2 separate regions of the Mus musculus genome follow, and region 2 is linked to region 1. Evidence: chromatin loops called from intact Hi-C (ENCODE). Cell type or tissue: left cerebral cortex. All regions are shown on one strand. Links, peaks and the distances in the headings refer to the core of each region. The heading gives the core; the rest is flanking DNA. Region 1 overlaps Ccser1 (coiled-coil serine rich 1). Region 2 overlaps Ccser1 (coiled-coil serine rich 1).

Region 1 (11,881 bases), core at 1,386-9,385:
GATCCATACTTATCAACATGAACAGACAACTACAGATTGATCAAAAACCTCAAAATAAATCCAAATACACTATATGGGATAGAATAGAAAGTGGGAAATGGCTGGGCAGTGGTGGCACAGGGCTTTAATCCCAGCACTTGGGAGGCAGAGGCAGGTGGATTTCTGAGTTCAAGGCCAGCCTGGTCTACAGAGTGAGTTCCAGGACACTTGGCTACATAGAGAAACCCTGACTCAAAAAACAAACAAACAAACAAACACAAAAAAAGAAAGTGGGAAATAGCCTTAAACTATGGACAGAATGCCATTAGCATAGTAGCTAAGATTTAAAAAATAATAATAAATGGGACCTCTTGAAACTGAAAAGTTTCTACATAAAAATGGACACCATCTTTTGGGAAAATTCCAAGCTAAATAATAGGGAAAGTTTTTTAACCATATCTGATAGGCAGTACCATGTTGATAGAATCTGCAAAACATATAAACAACTCAAAAATCCAGATAACATGAAATTAAATAACCCAATTATTTCAGAACCCAAGGATCTGAACAGACTTCTCAAAAGAGGAAACTCAAATGGCTGAGAAACACTTAAAGAAATGTTTCCAATGACATCCTTAGTCATCAGGAAAATGCAAATCGAAACTATACTGAAATTTTATTTTATATCTGTCAGAATGGATAAGATCAATCAAACAAGTAATTGTTCATGCTCAGGAAGATGTGAAGTAAGAGGAACACTCATCTATTACTGGCAGGAGTGCAAACTTGTACATCCACTATGGAAGTCAGTTGGCAATTTCTCAAACAGATGAGAATCGATCTACCTCAAGATCCAGCTATATCACTGTTGCGCTTATACCTAAGGTGCTTCATCCTACTGAGAGTCATGTGCTCAAACATGTTCATTGCTGCTCTATTCATAATAAACAGAAACTAGAAACAACATTAATGGCACTCAACAGAAGAATGGACACAGAAAATGTGGTACATTTATACAATTATTACTTAGATGTAAAAATAAAATCATGAAATGCAGGGTTAAGTAGATGTAAATCGAAAAAAATCATACCAAGTGAGGCAGACAAATAAGGTATGTTTTGACTTATATATGAATATTATCTGCTAAGTAAATGATAATCAAGGTATAATTGTTAAATCGCAGAGGTTACATATAGAATAAGAGATTAGGAATGGGAAAAAGCCGATTCAAATAGATTTTTGTAGGAAAAGAAATAGAACACACAGTAAAAGATGAATGAGAGTGCCTGAAATGGAAGGATTAAGAAGGGAGGAGAGAGAAGGAGGAAGCAAGTTAGGAAATGCAGAGAGACAGCTAAAATTAAGGGACATGTGAAGGGTCATATTAGGAAACCTAATATTGTAGAACTTCCTGAAAGATATACATATATGAAGGTGACTTCAATGAAGTCACTAAGTAATGGGGAAATAGAGCCCCAACAAGATATCATTTGCCACCAAACAAAGGCACCAATCCAAGATTCGGTTTATTCTAATTTTGTTTTGTCAAAGTGTTCTGATAGGAACCCCCAACAACCTATGCTGTTGCTAACAATGTATGTTGCTCTCTGTAAACTGAAAGTAAGGCCCTATTTTTGAAGACAACACCTATGCAGCTCATTGAACAGGTAGTAGTTGAAATGGTGCTTACATTGAAATTTCACTCCTCTGTGTCTTTGGTATTAGAAGGTACTCTGAATGCTACCAATGAAGAAATATAAACAACATTCCAGCCAGAAACCCTGTAATATGCAATGATGTGCAGCTTGAAAGCTATACTGGTGCAAGTATGGCATTTTTTTTAATTATCTATTTTTTTAAGGTGGACTCTAAGAAGTGGACCTATACACTACCAAGCTTGGGTGGCCAAGTACATGAAACAAGATAGCCGAAGAACTTAGGGTAACCTAAAGTATAGCCAAAGAAATTCTGTTCTAAACAACAACAATAACAACAACAAAAACAAGTAAAAAATGTCTCCTAATGACATTCTGCTATACCCATAGATAAGTACCATGAATAGCCCTTAACAGATAAAATTTTTCCTGCAAAAGATAGGAACAAATGCAGAGACATAGCACCAGTCATTTTCCAGAGAGTAAGAGACTTTTCAACAATCATTACTAAAGGGAATATGTCCAGCAAATCCCTGTCCTCAGAGTGTAAGGAACTGAGGAGGAAGAAAGAATTTCAGATGCTTCTCAGCCATTTAGTATTCCTCAGTTGAGAACTCTTTGTTTAGCTCTGTATCTTTTTTTGTTTGTTTGTTTTGTTTTGTTTTGTTTTTCGAGACAGGGTTTCTCTATAGCCCTGGCTGATCTGGAACTCATTTTGTAGACCAGGCTGGCCTCGAACTCAGAAATCCACCTGCCTCTGCCTCCTGAGTGCTGGGATTAAAGGCGTGCTACACCACGCCCGACTCCCATTTTTCTTTTTTAATAGGGTTATTTGGTTTTCTGGAGTCTAATTTCTTGAGTTCTTTGTATATATTGGATATTAGCCCCCTATAGGATTTAGGATTGGTAAAGATCTTTTCCCAATCTGTTGGTTTCCTTTTGTCTTATTGACAGTGTCCTTTACCTTACAGAAGCTTTGCAATTTTATGAGGTCCCATTTGTTGATTCTCGATCTTCCAGCACAAGCCATTTGTGTTCTATTCAGGAATTTTCCCCCTGTGCCCATATCTTCGAAGCTCTTCCCCACTTTCTGCTATATATGTTTCAGTGTCTCAGGTTTGATGTGGAGTTCCTTGATCCATTTAGACTTGAGCTTTGTACAAGCAGATCAGAATGGATCAATTCACATTCTTCTACATGATAACCACCAGTTAAGCCAGCACCATTTGTTGAAAAAGCCTTTTTCCACTGGGTGGTATTAGCTCCCTTGTCTAAGATCAAGTAGCAATAGTTATATAGGCTCATTTATGGGTCTTCAATTCTATTCCATTGATACATCTGTCTCTGTCACTATACCAGTACCATGCAGTTTTTACCACAATTGCCCTGTAGTACAGCTTGAGGTCAGGAACGGTTATTCTACCAGAGGTTCTTTTATTATTGAGAATAGTTTTCACTATCCTGGGTTTTTTTGTTATTCCAGGTGAATTTGCAAATTGCTCTTTCTAACTCTGGGAAGAATTGAGTTGAAATTTTGATGGGAATTGCATTGAATCTGTAGATTGCTTTCTGTAAAATAGCCATTTTGACTATATTAATCCTGCCAATCCATGAGCATGGAAGATTTTTCCATATTCTGAGATCTTCTTTGATTTCTTTCTTAAGACACTTGATGTTCTTATCATACAGATCTTTCACTTGCTTAGTTAGAGTCACACCAAGGTATTTTTTATTATTTGTGACTATGTTGAAGGGTGGTTTCCCTAATTTCTTTCTCAGCCTGTTTATCCTTCGTGTAGAAAAAGGCCATTGATTTGTTTGAATTAATTGTATATCTAGCTACTTCACTGAAATTGTTTATCAGGTTTATTAGGAGGTCTCTGGTGGAATTTTGGGGTCACTTATGTATACTATCATATCAACTGCAAACAGTGATATTTTAACTTCTTTTGCAATTTGTATTCCCTTGATCTCCTTTGTTGTCTAATTGCTCTGGCTAGAACTTCAAGTGATATATTGAATAGGTAAGGAGTGGGCAACCTTGTCTAGTCCCTGGTTTTAGTGGGACTGCTTCAAGTTTCTTCCATTTATTTTGATGTTGGCTACTGGTTTGCTGTATATTGATTGCTTTTATTATGTTTATGTATGGGCCTTGAATTCCTGATCTTTCTAAGACTTTTATCATGAAGGGGTGTTAGATTTTGTCAAATGCTTCCTCAGCACCTAATGAGATGATCATGTGGTTTTTGTCTTTGACAGTGTTTATATAGTGGATTGCATTGATGAATTTCCATATATTGAACCATCCCTGCATCCCTGGGATGAAACCTACTTGATCAAGATGGATGGTCATTTTGATGTTCTTGGATTCTTTTTTCCAGAATTTTATTGAGATTTTGTATTGTATTGATATTCATAAGGGAAATTGGTCTGAAGTTCTCTTTCTTTGTCATGTCTTTGTGTTGTTTAGGTATCAGAGTATTGTGACTTCATAGAAGGAATGCACAACATCCTTAATCATCAGGGATATGAAAATCAAAACAACACTGACATTCCATCTCACACCAGTAGGAATGGCCAAGATAAAAAACTCAGGTGACAGCAGATTCATGTCATAATGTGGAGAAAGAGGAACACTCCACCATTGCTTCTGGGATTGCAAGCTGGTACAGCCACTCTGGAAATTAGTTTGGCTGTTCCTCAGAAAATTGGACGTTGTACTACAGGAAGATGCGGCAATACCACTCTTGGCTATACACCCAGAAGATGCTCTAACTTGTAATAAGAACACATGCTCCACTATGTTCATAGCAGCCTTAGTTATAGTAGCCAGTAGCTGGAAAGAACCCAGATGCTCCTTAACAGAGGAATGGATACAGAATATGTGGTACATTTACAGAAAGGATTACTACACAGCTATTGAAAACAATGAATTTATGAAATTCTTAGACAAATGGATGGATCCAGAGGATATCATCTTAAGTGAGGTAACCCAATCACACAAGAACACAGGGAATCCTAGGGCCAGGAAGCAGGAGTGGGTGTGTTGGGGAGCAAGGGGAGTCAGGGGGAGGCTAGGGAATTTCCAGAGGGGAAACTACAAAAGAGGATAATATTTGAAATGTAAATATAGAAAATATCTAAGAAAAAAAAAGAATTTCAGAGCCAAATAAATTGAAGGAGACCAAGGAAAGAGAGCTTACAAGAGTTTGCACCAGATGGGGTTAAATGAACTGAAAGAAGTAGATGCAAGTGCTCATTCATACCCAGAAGTTATCTAGAATTAATAACTACTTGCAAATGAAGATATATTTTTTCCCATGGGATTCTCACTGGAGAAACAAACTACATCTAACAGTAGCCTGAAAGTCCTGCAATGGCTAACAGAAAAGTAACTTATTGGAAACATTGCAAGTTCCTTGCCTCCTAATGTCATGCAAGGATTTTCTTATTGCTTTTGTAAGTTTTACTGTTAACTTTATATTATATTTTATACGTTTTCTCCCTTTTTAACCATACAGATTCTATCATATATTTTATGGCTTTCATTTTAGTGTTTTTATGGGACACCTGAGTGTCCAATGAATGTGTCTCTGTTTTTTGTACCTCCTCTTCATCTTCATTTCTTCTGTTTGTCAGCTTTGTACTACTCTGATATATTAGTTTTTGTTTCATCTTATTCCATTAGTTTTATTTTATTATTATCTTAGACACATGTTTGTTTTATAAAGAGAGAGAGAAAGGGGGTGGCATTAGATGGGAGGAAAGGAACTGTGTGGGAGGAACTGGGAAGTATAGAGGGAGGGAAGAATATTCAGGATATATCACATGAGGAAAAAGTCTATTTGAGGGAGAGAGAGAGAGACAGAGAGAATATAAAAAAACAGCACACAAGTGATAACTTTTACTCTTTGTTTTGTTTCCCTTTGTCAGAGACAGTGTTTTGTGTATCCTATGTCAGCCTCCGATGCTTTATAAAGCAGAAGCTAAGTTCTTCCTGTCTGCACCTTCCAAATGATAGAATTATATGTATGTGTCACCAAATTTTATTTATATGGTGCTGGGGCTCAAATTCGGGGTTTCATGCATCCTAGGCAAGGAATTTATCAGCTAAGCTACATCCCCAGGCCTGGATGCATTTTGTTAAATATTGCAAGCACATATTGTATATTTTAGATATAAAATGTTACCAAAGGCTCAGGTGCTGGCCTGGTCACTAGGTGGTGCTGCTTTGCAAGGTTACAGGCATTGTTGTGTCAATGAATTTATCTATTGATGAGTATATAGCTGAATGGAATATTATGATGTAATGTCTATTGGGAGGAAGTAGATCATCAGAGTTAAAACTTTTGACAATATGGTAGATTGAATATGCTGGACCCAGGAGTGGCACTATTAGCAGATGTGGCCTTGTAGGAGTAAGTGTGGTCTTGTTGGAGAAAGTGTGTCACTGTGGGAGTTCACTATGAGACCAGTCTTCTCCTGTTTGACTTCTAAAAAAGATGTTGAACTCTCAGCTCTTCCTGAGCCATTCTTGACTCGGTGCTGCCATGCTTCCACCTTGAGGATAATGGACTGAACATCTGTAAGCCAGCCTCAATTAAATATTGTTCTTATAAGAGTTGCTGTGGTCATGGTGTCTGTTTGCATCAGTGAAACCCTAACTAAGACAGAATTTGGTACTATGAATGACTGTTCTTACTGTTGTAGATTTTAAATGTAATTTTCTAAGTATGATATTAACTTAGGACATAAACCTCTAGGAAAATACTACTAACAATTATTTTAAAAACTGAATATTTACAAAATAAAGCAGCATTTTCCCTTTGTTTTATTTTTTCATTTTTATTAGATATTTTCTTCATTTATATTTCAAACGCTATCCCTAAAGTCCCCTATACCCTCCCCTGGCCCTGCTCCCCAACCCACCCACTCCCACTTCCTGGCCCTGACATTCCCCTATACTGGGGCATGTGATCTTCCCAAGACCAAGGGCCTCTCCTCCCATTGATGACCAACTAGGCTATCCTCTGCTACATATGCAACTAGAGGCACAGTTCTGTGGGGTACTGGTTAGTTCATATTGTTGATCCTCCTATAGGGTTGCTGACCCCTTTAGCTCCTTGGGTACTTTCTCTAGTTCCTAACTCAGACACTATTGCATATGCCAGCAAGATTTTGCTGACAGGACCCTGATATAGCTATCTCTTGTGAGGCTATGCCAGTGCCTGGCAAATACAGAAGTGGATGCTCAAAGTCATCTATTAGATGGAACGCAGGGCCCGTAAAGAAGGAGCAGCATTGCTATAAAACATAAAAATCATAGTATTATTAAAAAGTTATGAGACTGATTAGCCAGCATTACTTTGGTTGTCTTAATGAGAAATGCTAACTTTCAGAAAGTAAACTACATGGGCTCCTTTCTTCTGTTAGAGGAGGTGTTATAGCTCATGGTCAGAATACTCCACACTTTAGCTAGGTATTCTACTGTGAAGCAAATCAGTGAAACATTAATCTGTGTATGTTATCAGAGTAACCATATTGCATTGTCTATAAGTTCTTTGGATATTAAATTTGTGTGTGATGGATTTTAATGATAGTTTGCCAATACAAATGTTATCTAGTTATTGTCTATCTATCTATCTATCTATATATCTATCTATCTATCTATCTATCTATCATCTAATAACCTATCATCTACCCATCCATCCATCTATTTGTCATGTATGACAATTTATAAATGCTTTTAAAATGACTTATGAAAATATGTAAACTTCTATCAATAGTATCACTGTTTTGGCTACATTTAAATAAGAAATTGACTTCATAATTCTCTCTCTCTCTCTCTTTCTCTCTCTCTCTCTCTCTCTCTCTCTCTCTCTCTCTCTCTCTCTCTCTCTCTGTTTAACTACTTTCATTCTGATGTGCTTTGCACTGGGTTCCTGGTCTCTGTTTTGGAATTCTGTAAGAGCTTATATTCCCTTATAGATGTTGATCTTCCACCCTGTTTTCAAATATGTTTTTCAAAGCATCTCTACTCTCCAAAGAGAAATATGTGAAAGTGTTTTTTAAGCCATAAGATTTTTCATATTTATGAATCTAGCTACAGACATGTATCCTGAAGGAAGTGCCTTTAATATGTTCTGACGTCTCAAAAATAGCCCAGAGTTGGGAAATATTCTAAGCAGTGAAGAAAACTCTCAGACTTCCTCCTATCTCTGAAAATATTATGCACGAGTGGAACAAAATATAGAGTAACATGACAACAATACAGGATGTGCTTGGAATTCAGTTTCTTTGGGTTGATGTAGTCCAAGACAGAGACACAAAGCTAAAAGCAAGTGATCAGTCATCTGAGTGGAGGAGGAAGTTGTGTTATGACTTGCTTTTTTGATAAACCTGAGTCAAGGTATGTTTTTCCTAGTCTTGTTCAGAGTGTTGGGGAGCTAAAATTATGTTTAATAATATAATTTTAAACATTAGGCATCATATATATATATATATATATATATATATATATATTGATAGCTATTAACAATGGGGAATTAAAGCTAAATAAAATATTTGTGAGATTAACATATTTATAGATGAACGTAACACATAAATAGACACTGTTTTAAATGCACTGACAGGAGAGGAGCTTGGAGGGCATTAAGAAGGGAGAATAGCAAGATAAAAGTGATCTGATTATGCAAATAGGAAAAGGGGGGCTCTTTAAAGAAAGAGGAGGGACGTAAACATGAAAAAAAGAAGGAATTGGGTAAAATAACAACAAGGATGTCTTTAAAATTCACCAAGAATCATACTATTAATTACTTACCTAAAATTAAAAACAATAATACATGTGATTCTACGGATAAATACACATACATAGTTTTAATAAAATTTTCTCATCTAAACTGAGGGTACCTTCTACATGACTCAAAGACCACTTAACAAAAACCATAATACCAGGCAGAGAACTCTTTTGACTAGTTGGTTATGATTCAGTGACATTGAAAACATAGAGCCTATTGCCTTAGTCCTTGTTACCCCAGGGGTGGGAGGTAAGTCCCTAAAGTGGAAGACACAATGTACTTCAGAAATAGAGCCCAGAGACTTATGAGCTAGAACTGACATGAATGCTTCATCCCTGAGGACTAGTTTTCATACTCTAGAAGGTATCAGTCAAGCTCCCAAAGGTGAGGGGCATCCAACAGTCCTACCCTGCAATGGCACCTATGAAACACCTCAATGACCAGCATGCCTAAAGATTCAGTAGTGACACACATACAACTTTGGGGTAGCTAATAGTTCTTCAATTGTTCTTAAGACATGCTCACCAAGAGGAAAACTATGTCTACTGCTGAAAACCTAGCTCATTGCCAGTAAAATCCTAATTATTGGAAGAGAATCAACATTGTCTAATTTTTAAATTTTATAACTGTTGATTCATGAAGTCTCTATTTTTCTGGAGGACCCTGGGTCCATAAAAGATTAGATTTTATTGGGTAGATCGCTGGATTTCTGTACAGAGGTACAATTTCACAACTACCTACTCCCACTGCTGCACTTTGATGTAACAATTTCCATATGGTTATGTAATTCATCCTACCAGTGACTCCTCAGTCAAGATGTGTTGGAGGTAATTATACGGGGCCTTTACATGAAAGTTTACTCTCACTGAGATGTTTTCTGGTATAAAATGTTATGATTGCCTAAGAACCAATATTTGTTTGTTTTTGAGAATCCACAATTTAGTATAATGTTTTTAAATGCTGTAACTTTCCCTGGATCATTAGTTTATTTTCCTTAGTTAAGTATCTCATTTCCAAGAACTTTAGACACACATGCACACATGTGCATGCATACACTTGCATACAGTTCATTTAATGAGATTTTTGGCTAGCTGCTTGAAGCTATCTTCATTTTGTTGGGAGGATGATTTTTCTAGAAATCCTTTTGTTATCTAATTGTTGACGGTCATCAGCCTTTCTCTTGATATGCATAAACCTAAATTTTCAAATGACACAGTTTTTTGTTTTTTTTTTTTTGTGAGTCCACTTTACAGATTATTTCTCAGGCTACACAAGCCCCTGCCTGTGTAAGTGTTCCAGTGGCACTCACATATTCTACTCCCCTAATCACTAAATCTTCTAGAAATATGGAAAAACATCATATAGAGTTTAGAGAGACAGTCACTTTATTATGGATGCAAAATTATTTTTTTAAATGCTTTTACTTCCATTCCAATGAATTCTTTCGAAATTGAACAAATTTTAAATATTTTCTTGATCAAAGTTTAACAGAACCCCATGGATTTGTTTGTTTGTTTCTGCAGCAATTAACTGGGAAATTATAACATTTATAAATATATGCATGCGGAAAGAATCATGTAGATGGGAGACTGTTCTGAATATCAGTGAGAAGCTGCTATTACTCTTAAATTATCCACGCATGCACGGACATGCTTTGAAATGCCAAATAAGGAAACATAAAACCCACTTTACCATTAAAATAAAGCACTTATGTAAAAGCAGACAAATAAACAAATTAGGACTCGGTCTTTCTTACTTCATTTAGATTTCATTACCCAATATGCAGCAGTGTCAGCTAGCATACCCAAGGCAAGATTGTAAATATTTGCCAAAGCATATTTTCGTGAATAATGAACTCAGATGCAGATCTCAGGGGGGACTATGTCAGTCATGCAGACAATGTCTGCTCATCCTCAGTAGCTTGGGCAGCCTCCACACGGCTGCCTGAGCACCTGCATGCACGGGAGGGATTTTGGAGAGCAGAATATATAGAAGCATCATAATTCATGTGGGCTGACACAAGTTGTTTTGTTCTTCATTAAAACAGCTGGAATTTATTTTGTTGAAAAGTAAAACAAAAATTTTATGTAGGAAAATCTGTCCTGCTTATTTGGAGAGACACATTCAAGTGCTTTTTCTTTCTTTTCCTTTAACACAGAGATGCCTGTAACACCTGGTTGCTGTCATGTCATACAGAAGTTATGCAAATGATGTCAATGTCCATATCAGGGGATCTTTTGGGCAAAGTCATGGGATTTCTTTCTTTCTAATTATCTCCAAGTAATGGGTGTCTCTTCCATAATTAGAACTGAGCATCAGAAATAAGTTGTTTGTCAAAATTTCTCTAATATACCTTAGAATAAGATGCTAGTTGATAGAGGGAAATTAATAACCTGGAACAATACAAAACAAAATTCAATTAAATAATTTGCCACTTCTCAGAATGCAGAATTGTCACCAATATGTTTTAAATATAGATGTGTGTCTATCTTCGTGTTCATATGTGTGTGCATATACATGTAATCACATGTGTGTGTCTGTGTGTGCTTCTGTGTGTGTGTGCACACACAGCCAGTAGTTCACTTCAGTGTCATCCCTTTGGTGCAGGCCACTTCTATTCTTAAATGGTACTGGAGCTCATTGATTCTTCTATAATTGTTGGCCAGTGAATATTAGGATCCTCTTTTTTTTTTTTTTTTTTTTTTTTTTTTCACAATAGCCTTTATTTTTTTTTTCCATTTTTTATTAGGTATTTAGCTCATTTACATTTCCAATGCTATACCAAAAGTCCCCCTTACCCACCCACCCCCACTCCCCTACCCACCCACTCCCCCCCTTTGGCCCTGGCGTTCCCCTGTACCGGGGCACACAAAGTCTGCGTGTCCAATGGGCCTCTCTTTCCAGTGATGGCCGACTAGGCCATCTTTTGATACATATGCAGCTAGAGTCAAGAGCTCAGGGGTACTGGTTAGTTCATAATGTTGTTCCACCTATAGGGTTGAAGATCCCTTTAGCTCCTTGGATACTTTCTCTAGCTCCTCTATTGGGAGCCCTGTGATCCATCCATTAGCTGACTGTGAGCATCCACTTCTGTGTTTGCTAGGCCCCGGCATAGTCTCACAAGAGACAGCTACATCTGGGTCCTTTCGATAAAATCTTGCTAGTATATGCAATGGTGTCAGCGTTTGGATGCTGATTATGGGGTGGATCCCTGGATATGGCAGTCTCTACATGGTCCATCCTTTCATCTCAGCTCCAAACTTTGTTTCTGTAACTCCTTCCATGGGTGTTTTGTTCCCACTTCTAAGGAGGGGCATAGTGTCCACACTTCAGTCTTCATTTTTCTTGAGTTTCATGTGTTTAGAAAATTGTATCTTATATCGTGGGTATCCTAGGTTTTGGAGATATAAAGATTTAGCAGGGGGAGAGAAACCTAGAATTGAGGAGTGT
Region 2 (11,881 bases), core at 2,232-10,231, 520 kb after region 1:
TGTAATAACATCCAAATAAAAACAATATCTCTGCCTATGGACTACACTTATAAGTGCAAGATAGATATTTAAAGGGCCAAAAGCAAAAGCCTTGTAGCATATTGGTTACACTGATAATCCCTCAACAAATTTAACATGCTAGAGCTTCGAAGGACAATTTATATATTAAAACTTATCCAAAGAATGAACTCACACGTCTCTAACTTATGTTTTGTGCATCACTACCTGGATGATACAAGGGCAAGCTACTCATTGATTCTTTCCTTTTTAATATACTTTTAATTAAAGCATAATTACATCACTTCTTTCATTCCCTTTACTTCCTCTAATCTCTCTCACATCTCCTCATATTATCTCAAGTTAATGGTGTCTTTCTCTTTGATTATTATTGTTTTATACATATACCCATACTCCCTTGTGCACGGACACACACAGACACATGCACGCGCATACATAAAAACAACCTGCTGAGTTCAACATGGATTTTTATATAGTTTCAAGACAGACCATTTGATTGGACAAACAATTAGGGGCTCATCTCTGAGTGAGGCTAATTCTCCCTCTCTCAGCATTCATTACTGTCTCCTAGTTTTTTGCCTAGGGGTGGGGCACTACAAGCTTTTCCTCCATTGGAATTAACATGTCTATTATTATGTCCATTGTTTAGGTCTTGATTTTGTAGCTATTCCTAGGAGACAGTGTCACAGTGGACTTCCTGGTCCTCTGGCACTTGCTCACTGATGTTAGTGTCCTTATACAATAAGGCACAACATTAGCGTAAACTTAAGTTGATATCTTTTTGAGATATACGGCTGGATATTTCAATATACCAGTAAATTTTACTAATTCTTCAATGTCTATTATAGAGTCATCAAGAAATAAGTGATCAAACTAGGAGTCACCAGAGGGCAACAACAGTTTACCTAATAAATTCAATGAAATGTCTGTTAACATTTGCAAATAGCTACTTTGTTTAAAAGGAAAGTTATCTCTGATATTTACCTATTTTTAAGAATTCCCACTTAATTTCATTTGTGCCTGCAGATATATTACACCCTTATTTTATAGAAACACTTTTGAAAGGGTTTTTAATTAATTATATGAAAACATTTACACATTTTAAATATAAGATTTTTATCATAATTCAATAACAAGTCTGGTAGAAACATAAGTTTAGCATTTCTTGTAGAAAAATATATTGCCAGATCATAGAGATATTGGTATTTGGTTTAGTGAGGGTAACTGTTGCTAAAGCAACTTGGGGAGAAAGGGATTTATTTGGCTTACACTTCCACACTGAAGGAAGTCAGGACAGGAATTCAAACAGGGCAGAAACCTAGACTTAGAAGCTGATGTAGAGGCCATTAAGGAGTTCTGCTTACTGGCTTGCACTCCATGGCTTGTCAGCCTGTGTTATTATAGACTCCAGGACCACCAGCCCAGGGATGGCACCACTGACAATGGGCTGGGCCCTCTGCCATGATCACTAATTAAGAAAATGCCCTACAGGCTTATCTATATCCAGACCTTATTAAGCAATTTTCTCAATTTTGGCGCTCTCCTCTCTAATTACTCTAGCCTGTTAACATAAAACTAGCCAGCACAATAATGATTAATAAGTTTATAGTTATATATGCTCATATTTCAAGCAGAGTCAAACACCTGAGGACAAGTTCTCTCTCTACTTATTCAAATGCTTAAACATTTATTTCACAGCAGAAGTGAAGAGTGAAGCCTGTGCACGCTTACATACTGTGCATTCTCTCTCCAGTGTGCTAGTGGGCAACCTGTTACAGATTCTGAATAACTCTGTTTATTAAAATAGGTTCATAGGCATTATTGGCTAGGCACCACTCATGCAAAGTTCCACATAGAGTTGAAGGAATTCAGATTTTTATTTTCTGATTAGAGATCTTGAACTTTATCTAATAAGACATAAAAGAAAATATAGTGCAATACATGATGGTGCCTAAAGACTGTTTTTGTCTGTCTAATACTGTTCTATTGACTTTCTGTTAGACATTGGTATTTCTTAGGTATTCTTCTATTGGTTCCTGATGAGAGACTATGTTCCCCTGTCAGTCTTTATTGTGCTTTATCTCCTAGTATGCCAAACATGCTGTAGATCACAGAAATACTGTTTCTTCTAAATATAATTATTTAATCATCATAATCATTGTATTGTATTATACTTGGTTTTTTTTTCAAATGGTAAATATGAATTATTCTTCAAATGTATGAATGATATTTCTTTTAACATGATGCTCAGTAATGCAGGAAAAAGAAGATCAGCTGAGAATCAACACTGGAAGCAACTCAAGATAAAGGATGAGATGGCACATTCATGTCAATCACTGGATATCCAAGCATGTTGAGCTTCTGGGTCATTCTCTGTTGTATGACATGTTCTCTTAGTTAAGTTCTAGCTCCCACCCTGGCTATATTACCCAAACCCCATGTCTCTTTGTTGTGAAAGCTCAGATACCATCAAGCCATCACCAACTTGGTAACTCCTCCCAGGGCCCACTGAAATTTCTTCATTATGTTTTGTTGTTGTTGTTGTTGTTGTTGTTGCTGCTGCTGCTGCTGCTGCTGCTGTTGTTTTAACCAACTTCACCTTAAACTCTTTGCTTTCTGGCTTGTATTTGGTAAAGTAAGCCTTCAATAAATATTTGCTAGAAATCAAGTTGAGCAAAAGTGAAAGTATTGAAGCATGAGAGCTTTGTTAGCTGTTAATGAAATTGGATTTTGTAATGAAGATAATGGGAATATTGACTTTTACATAGGTCTAGGATTAAGATCACTTTAGCATGTCAGCACATCTTGTGAGCTTAGAAAGAATGGACTACAGGAGGTTAAGCTTGTAATAAAAACCTAAGATGTGCAGAGATTGAGACTAGATTATTCTTCTGTCAGCTATTTGGAAAATCGCTTTGAAGAGCCTTGCTTTGGGTGACAATTAAAAATGACCCACAGACCTTTTCAAAGTCAATACAAATACAATGGAGCCAATTCTCCATCTGAGTCCCTCTTCCCTCTTCCCAAGTGAGTTCAACTAATGGATGAAGCTACACTATGACATAAATAGGGGTAGCTTCTATTTCCGTTTTCACTAGACTACATTTATAATCGTTTACCACAAGTCATATGTAGCTTAATAAGGTTCTGACCTATGAATGATCTATATGAAGAGACCAACCAATGCCGCTATCAGTACTGATATGTTGGAAAAATTGTTCAGTCTGTGCATGCATGTGACTCCCCAAAAGTTTCACCAGGAAAAACAGACAAAAGCCACTTTCCATCTCATCATCTTCAAGTACAGTTAGGCTCACAGGGACAGCAGCTTTAAATCATTATTGAGATAACATTCCTATAAAGCCTGTTATTTTCAGAGTGCCAGTGTGGAGTACATTCAATAAAATTTTAGAATTCTTTAGTACAGGAAAGATTTCATCTCTTCATCTAAACCTTATTGAGAAAATCTACTTGAGACGTCTGCAGGCGATACTTGTACATTCGTTCTCGGGAAATCCTCTCTAGCGGCAAGCTATGAGAATACTGGGGTAAGAGCACATATTTATTTTCCTGTAGTTCAGTAGGTCTAGGTTCTGGTTTAATCTAACTCTCCTGGTGCCAGGTGTAAAGCAGACAAACCCTTCTATGATCTGTGTGTGCTCTCTAGAGTTGGAAATATCACTCATTTTTCCCAGTGAAGGGAACTAGCAAAGTGTGGATTTGGGAAAACTAAAGTAGGGATGCTTGAGATGCTGTCCAGGAAACGTGACAGGTGATTGTGATCCCTTGATAGTGAAAGCAAGGCTTGGATGTAGTTAAAAGTACTATCTTCCAAGCTTCCACATCGGGGAGACTGAGCTTTTACTCCACGTTCATCTTTCCACCAGCATCACTATCTACTCCCTCAGTCTTAGCTATTTTAAATAATGAATTTTCATTACAGAGATGTTCCTAAAGACCTAACAATTCCTCGATAAGAAAGCTTCAACTGACAGTTTATAACTTCAGAATCATTAAGCCCCTCCTTGCTGGTTCCACCCCTACCAGAACCATCATAGAATATTTACCAAATTGCAGTGCAGTTGCCAATTTAAAACATATGCATTGAGGCACCTTCAAATTTTTAATAATGTTTCTTTTCTTTGGCAGGAATCTACCAGAATTCAGCAATGCTGACTTCTTCTCACTTTAGTAAACAACAGCTGAGCTTTGTCTAATCAACTGGTTGTTGATCAGTACTAGAGAGCAACATCACGGCGTCCACTATATTCACTAATATTCCCAAAGCACTCAGATCTGATTTCAACTGTCTTCCAAATCTAGGATGTGTGGACACAAGGAAGGCAGTCTTCATGAGACTAGGAAGTGTTGAATGCTAGTGTAAACTTTGGGACATTTTATAGATAAAATTAATAAAAAATTTAAAAGGAAAGATTCTTTAACAGAATCTCATAAAATTATCAATTGAAATTTTAAATTTCAAGGAATAGGAAGTCATTATTCACACAATTTAAACTGAATTTGTGGTAATTATGTCAATGTCCATGATTCTTATCTCTTCTTCTATCTCAGGAAAGATTGAAATTTATGTTTCTTGTTGGTGAACAATTTTAAATATATAAATATTATATTACTTCAAAGAAATACCAGCACTCATTTTCCTAATTACATATTCATTTATATAGTGATAGTTATTGCCATTATTCAAAAACTTGTATAAGGGATGCCATGACTAAATTGTAAGAGACTGAGGCACAAATTTTCTATATTAATCAATTGCTCCTGGGTGGGGGTGAAAAACACAAAGTGGAAGAAATGGAAAGAAACATGAAGGCTTTTATACTGAAACTCCTATCCTGTGAAGATATTATTCTGTGACATATTAAAAACACTGAATCCAGGTGGGTATTAAGAAAAATTGATAAGTTAAAAGGAGTATTGAAAGGAAAGTATGAAGTTATTTAACTAATTATTACTTTGGTTGATTAAGCACATCAAATAAGCAAAACACAATGAATTTTAAATTTTAAATGCCCTTAAATTACATATCATTGTCCATTATAAAATCTTATGGTCCAGTAAAAGGACTTTCTTAGATTCTATTGGTAGAGTATAAAGTAATTTTTTTTTACAAGGATGATGGTCAGGAAATTCATCACAATGCAATCTTCATATTTTAGCTAAGATTTCTAAGATCCTAGGGGAAATGTAGAGGATATGACAGCGAGTTACAACATGTTCAAATGTTTGTGATGGGTATCCTTATGAAATGATACTTTCTGGATAGTTGTGGCTATCAGGAACCACCTAACACAGTGTGAAACAATTTACATGGATGTATTTGCAAGGTGAATTTAATAGACTTGGTGTCTCTCCAGCTCATCGGATTTCATGATACAGAGCTATCACATCAACATTCACAAGCATAGGAGCTGCACAATGCAGTGTTGTAAACCCTACTCCCGCTGGTGTGGATAGAGGTGTTTGTTTCTGCATTAAATGACCCCACACTGTTCTGCTGTATGACTCTGTCAGTGTTGCAAATCTGTTTGCCTTCCCCAGCTCTTTAGCTAATGATCCTTATTTTCCACAGTCAGCATGCTTACTTGAAATACTCACTTCCTTTTAAGATGCGACTATGATTTTCAGTGACCTTGGAAAATGTGTAACCCAATATATTGGAGTTGTATGTAAAATTAGATGCAGCAAAGCCTGGAAAGAGTTGAGAAGAACCCGGCATGTAATGATAAGATCTCAGTGAATGTTGACTGGAGACGTTTTTAACCTCAGACTATGTTCTTCCTCCACAGTATTTGGGTCACATTATCACCTACTGTAGAGTTATCCTGATAATTTGATGAGATAACATATTTGAAAACCTTGTAAACTATGAGATTGAATACAAATGCACCACAGGGTTTCTATCTGCATTATCAGAGCAAGATTGCCATCTAATGGCCGCCAAGCAGAGGCTAGCACCCTAACTCAGCCCATCTATAAAAGAGAACAAAGCCAGCAGATGAAACCTCAAAGTGCTAACTTGTGTCATAGTTGCATATTAGCTAAGTGTGATGAAAACCGTGAATTCCAGGGAACCCATTACTGTTGTTCTTTGTAGCAACTTAATATCATTGAGAACTTTTGCATATTGCAAACAATAGGTAAAAAGTTTCACCCACAATTCTGTAATTTAACCCTATATTTAACCCTTTCTTAAACTTCCTAACTTTTTAATCCTTGACAAAAAAAGATCTTTTAGGTCTTCCTTCACTAATCCCTGATAGAATATACATATGTTCTGGAAAATCAAATGGAATTTTAAATAAGATAGCAGAGTGTCTTTATAAATTATATCCTCAACAATTCCACAAAGGACTCTGTGCCTGGATGGGCACTTTGTACAATATATATCACAAATTTGATATTTCTTCAGCTTCCTATTATATGTGAATATGTGTGTAAAACAATAATGATGTACATATATGTGTTCATATGTGTATGCACAAATATATATGTATGCGTGTGAATGCACAAATATATAAATAAAACTTACTTAGTCTCATATTGTTCTGTATGTTTGTATAATTTCAGGGCTGACTACTTTGTATTGGATAACCATTTTGGAGGGCAACTGGGAGAAACAAACTCTCCTGTTCTCAGCAGTCATTAGTTGTCTCTAGTTCTCTGTCTAGCGGTCAGACATTATGAGATTTTCCCCTTTTCTCCATGCTCATTGGGACTATTGTTACTATCATTACTCAGGTTTCATGTGCACAGTGATTTGTAGGAATCACAGTTTCACAGTATGCTTCCTACTTCTCTGGTTTTTGCATCTTTTTGTTCCTTTTTCCATGATGTTTCCATAGGCTTAGGTGTAGGAGTTATAATGCAGAGGTAACCCCTGGGCCTTAGCGCACACAATCGTTTGTTCTCAGCATTGTTCCAATTGTTTTTTTTTATGATGGTCTCTGTGGTAGGCTGAATGGCTCCCATAGACTTATATATTTGAATAATTGGCAGAATTCTTTAAGAATCATTTGAACACTGAACCTTGTTGGAAGAGGTACATCACCAGAGATGGGCTTTTAAGTTTCAAATTTTCAAATTCCCTGTTAGCGTGTTATCCCCGCCCCCCTGTGGTTGTAAGCCCCCAGGTACTGCTCCTTACTATTGCTGTTCTGAACCAGGATATGACCATCATGGACTTAATCCCCTGAGACTGTAAGCAAACACCAACTAAATGTTGTCCTTTTTGTTCTTAGTTTGTTTGACTTGTTTTGTTTTGTTTTGAGACTGACTATTCTGTACCTCACTCGGTAGACCAGATTGACCTTGAACTCTGAGATTTGCCTGCCTCTCCTCCAGAGTGCTAGGATTAAAGTTGTGTGTCAACACTGCCCAGCTAAATGCTTTCTTTTATAAGTTGCCTTTGTCTCTTCACAGCAATGGAAAGTAACCAAGTCTCCATTTTCTGTAAAAAGAAGCATCTTTGATGAGGGCTGTTAGCTACACAGACCTTTATCTGGGCATATAAGTAAGTTTAAGATGTAGTCAGGAATTAGTAGGCTGAAGTAGATTCTCTTGCCAGATCCATACTCTCCCTAGCTCCAGTTAGTTGGCAGTCTCTAGTTTGAGACATGATTTCCCTCCTGTTGAGTGGGTCTTCAGTGCAATTAGGCAGTTGTTGGTTACCTGGAAATATAAGTGTCACTATTGCACCTGTAATGATATCATGCTAATCTGATCATTGCTGTAGTTCATAGGTCTTGCAGTTAGATGAGATTATTAATTATCTCTCTTGTCAACTTGCATACTGCTTTATGTTACTATGGAAACTAGACAGTAGGAGAGACAATATAAGGTTAGATACAGCTGGAGTACTATGAGTCATGTGCCCCAAATGTTCAGTGTCTTCACAATAAGGACTTAATCTTCAACCTCTGAGAGTCATCCAAGGACAATAGCAATTGATGATGCTGTTTGGGGAAAACTTGAACTAACATAATTAACAATTCAAACAGAGGTTTCTCACATCTGATAAGTTTTTTTTTTTTTTTTTTTTTTTTTTTTGTTAAGTAGTCTATGGCTCTTGTGGAGACCACTGTCAGCCCAAGTAACATAGCTTTCTTTGTACATACATTTATTAGGTGTCAACTTATATCTCCAAAATTAAGTGGCACAAGTTTCTGAGTTTTACACAATCTAGTTCAAGACATCCTATGCCCATTTCTTTTTTTCTAGGTACCTCACAGCCCATACAAACTCAGAGCTGATTTTTACAATATCCCTGAGTTAATGTTGCAATTCTTTCTACATTGCCATTCATATTAGCAAAGCCACCGGGCTTCATCTCAACTCTGTTGTACTTTGCCCATTAGAAATTAATAACAAATTACCTTCTTAATTAATAGTCACAGAAGGAATTCCTAGCCCACAGAAGAATTCTTATAATGACTCTCATCAAATTCAAAATATTTAGCAACTACCTAATTAATTTCTAATTGATAATGGTGGGCCATTACCTCCATTTGTTTGTGGACATACATCAAAACCAATGTTCTGAGTACTTCAGAAGTAAACCCAAAATAAATAACAGGAGTAATAAATTCCAGTACACACCTAACTATTGCATTCTTTTTTTTCTCAAAGAACATTTACTAGTTTAAATTTATTTTACTTAAGTATCCCATCTTTAAGTGGTAAAGTCAAAACCAATGGTAATGCAAGCAACAGCCTATGTTCTTTATCAAACATTGATGAGATTTGTTTCTAGTGTTTAATGTATTTAAAAGAGAAATGCGTTTTATCTCAGCTATATTGCTATCCTAAGTAGGTTGTATAGTATTTTGGGCAATTAACAAATATCTAGAGAAAAAAAGTTTTCAAGAATTTAATTAGATTATTTAAAATAAAGAAATGTGCCAGGTTTTAAAATAACATGTCTTAACTTGTCAATATTTAAGACAACAACTCATCATTTAATATATTATAAAAATAAGAAAAATATTTAAATTAGAAAGCTTATTCTGAAATAGCCTATAATAGTGATGAATTATTCAAAACTCAGTACCCCTGAAAAGCATCCAGTGGTAAGAAAAATTATTTACAAAAGATTATCTAAGTCCCACGGGTCAAAATCAAACTGTACTGGGTTCCTGCTCTAGCCTATGTATTCAGAAAAGCAGTACACTGTGCTTTCAAACATGCCTTGATTACACAGGCTGATATTTTGAGATGAATGTAATCACAACATGTTACATATAGAGAATAAGCAGAAATCCTGACTCCCTCAAATCTGTCTGATTTTAAGGTGCCAATACTACACACACACACACACACACACACACACACACACACACTTGCAAATAACATAAATGAGTATGCACATTCTGCCTAAATCATTTCAAACCATTCCAAATTCTATCCCTTCCAAATCCTCCCTCTCTTCCATTCTGTCTCAAATTCATTACATCTTCTATAATTTGTATTGTAAGATAGATAGATAGATAGATAGATAGATAGACAGACAGACAGACAGACAGACAGACAGACAGACAGATAGATAGATAGACAGATAGATAGAATTTATTGAAGTCCATTTAGTATTTCTCACACGTACTTTTTGGCATTGGATGACCTATCCAAGGCTTATCACTGGTGAAATTCAATTGTTCCTCCCTCAGCAACCATTATTGCTTATAGCCATCTTGAGACGGGTTCTTGTGAAAATTTTCCTATTCACATTGGCATGTCAACTGGTGTGATCATAATGCAGTTTTGTTTAGACAGCCATGCTGCTCAGATTTCATGAGTTCGGCTTTCCTGTCACACCCAAAAGACACCATTACATCAGCCATCCTGCTCCTCTGGAAGTTACACTTTTTCTGCCTTCTTTTCCATGATTTTCCTTGAGCCTTAGTTTTGGTTGTGTTGTACATGTGCCATTTGGGGGCCAGGTAACACAGGGTCATGTGTGCCCTGCATTTTAAGTAGTTGTAGATCTCTATAACAAGTTTCTATTCGTCACAAAAGACTTTTCTTTAATGCCAGGTAAGAACTTTATTTTTGAATATAAGCATATCTATTTATAATGCTTTTAGATGCTATTTGATTTAGGAATATAATAGTGATAGTTTCTCCTTTGGAATCTAGGATTACCCAGCCACAAATAGTGGGCTAACTTTATAATAATAGATGTGACCTCCCTCCTAACAAGTGGTCTTAAGTCCAATTACATAGTTGTTGGTTACTTCCAAAGGATTAAGTGCCACTACTGCACCACTGGGGATATGTTGCTGTGCTGGTCATTGTTGTTATGTTCCACAGATTTAACCGCTGAGTAGAATTATTAATCACTTTTCTCCCTTGGCACCTTACATTGTACCTTCTGGTACTATGAGACCTAGTACTCAGGAGTGAGGCTTACAGGTCTGTCCCAGTTTGATCTCTCCAAGTTCTATGTCCAAAGTGTTAGGTTTCCTTAGCAAAAGAGTATTATCTTCACATTCTAGAAGGAAGGCAAGGCAATAGCAGTGGCCTACATTGTTTTGGGAATCTCTTGAAACTCCTTCCCTCCCACTGGCCCACAAATAGAAGGGTGGTTTCTCTTTCCTAGCACTGAGATATTTGTTCAATAATCTATGACTTCTAGAGAAAGTATTATCAATATTTGTAGCAAAACTTTATCTAAACTATATATACAGATTTTTAAAGGGGAGTTGTGTGTGTGTTATACTTTTAAGTAAACTTGAGAAATTATAATTCCTATTATTTTATGATAAATTTCTGTTTATTTGGGATGCATAATAAAGATGTAATTTTCTTTAAAAGTTTTTACACTTTTTTTGATGTGGCTTCTATAAAGTTTGAACACTATCAGCCTTTAGTTTCCTTCCTACTAACTTACTTATATTTTAAATAAACTCATTAAGACTGCTTTATATTAAATAATATCTTTTTGAGTGTACAGTTTTATACAGTGTGACATGAAATCAATACCAAAAAACATGATAAAGAATATGTTCAGTACCTTCTTCATCACCATAGACCCCTTTTATCCTCAGACAATGTTTTGTTTTTAGTCAGATTTCCACTGTTCAATCTTTAGACCAATGTTATTTTCATTGGCATTTTACACATAGCATAGTTCTTCAGCAATGGACTCATGTCATGATTAATATTCCAGTTTTGATGAATTGTTTTCACGACCTACTTTCATTTTTATTTTAGAGCATGTAATTGTAAAGTAATATGACATCCTGAGAAAAGATTATATTATATTATAAATGTAATTTATAATATTTATACATACATATTTATATAAATATAAATATATTTGTGTGATGTTTGGTGTGTATAAATATAATTCTGCATTTATCACAATCATAGCCAGAGTTTGTTCATCATATAATTGTTCAAAGTTTTCCCATTTTTTCCCACCCACAAGCCATAGTAAGCCTCAATGGACTACCATTACCAGGTTTCTAGCTATTAAATCTTCATGATTATAAATACCCCTTGGTAGTAAAACAAGATCCAAAATGAAAATGGGACCAATGCTATTGCCAGGAATAGCTTCTAGAAGGTGACATTCCAGGTGTGCTCTGTCATCCTCCCCTATCCATTCGGTCATTGTTGCTGCTCCACCGACATAACCAGTCAACTGCTTCCCACGAGCTTCTGCCACAGTACAGACTGACTCGCTTAGAGTGACTAGCATAGAGGCATGAAATAGAAGGTAAAAATGATGAATTATAAATCCAAACCTAATTTTCTGAATGTACATGGTCCTATATACTAGCCTTTTTACAACACCCATTCTCTGAGAAGCACCTTACAGTTGCTTCTGATTTTCTTCTCATCC

The links. Peaks named below come from ENCODE experiments on the same cell type or tissue, not always from the same donor. Only the 100,000 strongest peaks of a DNase experiment are listed, where the experiment ranks them.
Region 2: a loop joins it to region 1, with 2.4 times the contacts of the local background. A loop is called at or near these places in 2 of 42 quality-filtered maps.

Annotation. Positions count from the first base shown.
Region 1 is chr6:61,896,887-61,908,767 of GRCm38, reverse strand. All of the region lies in intron 9 of Ccser1 (coiled-coil serine rich 1), which reads right to left. Among named protein-coding and RNA genes, the nearest start is that of A730020E08Rik, 720 kb to the right of the region's middle. In left cerebral cortex, for the core only: a CTCF peak has its summit at 5,855 (motif pointing right); DNase peaks (open chromatin) are centred at 5,841 and 9,196.
Region 2 is chr6:61,376,822-61,388,702 of GRCm38, reverse strand. All of the region lies in intron 4 of Ccser1 (coiled-coil serine rich 1), which reads right to left. Among named protein-coding and RNA genes, the nearest start is that of A730020E08Rik, 200 kb to the right of the region's middle. In left cerebral cortex, for the core only: a CTCF peak has its summit at 5,969 (motif pointing left); a DNase peak (open chromatin) is centred at 5,964.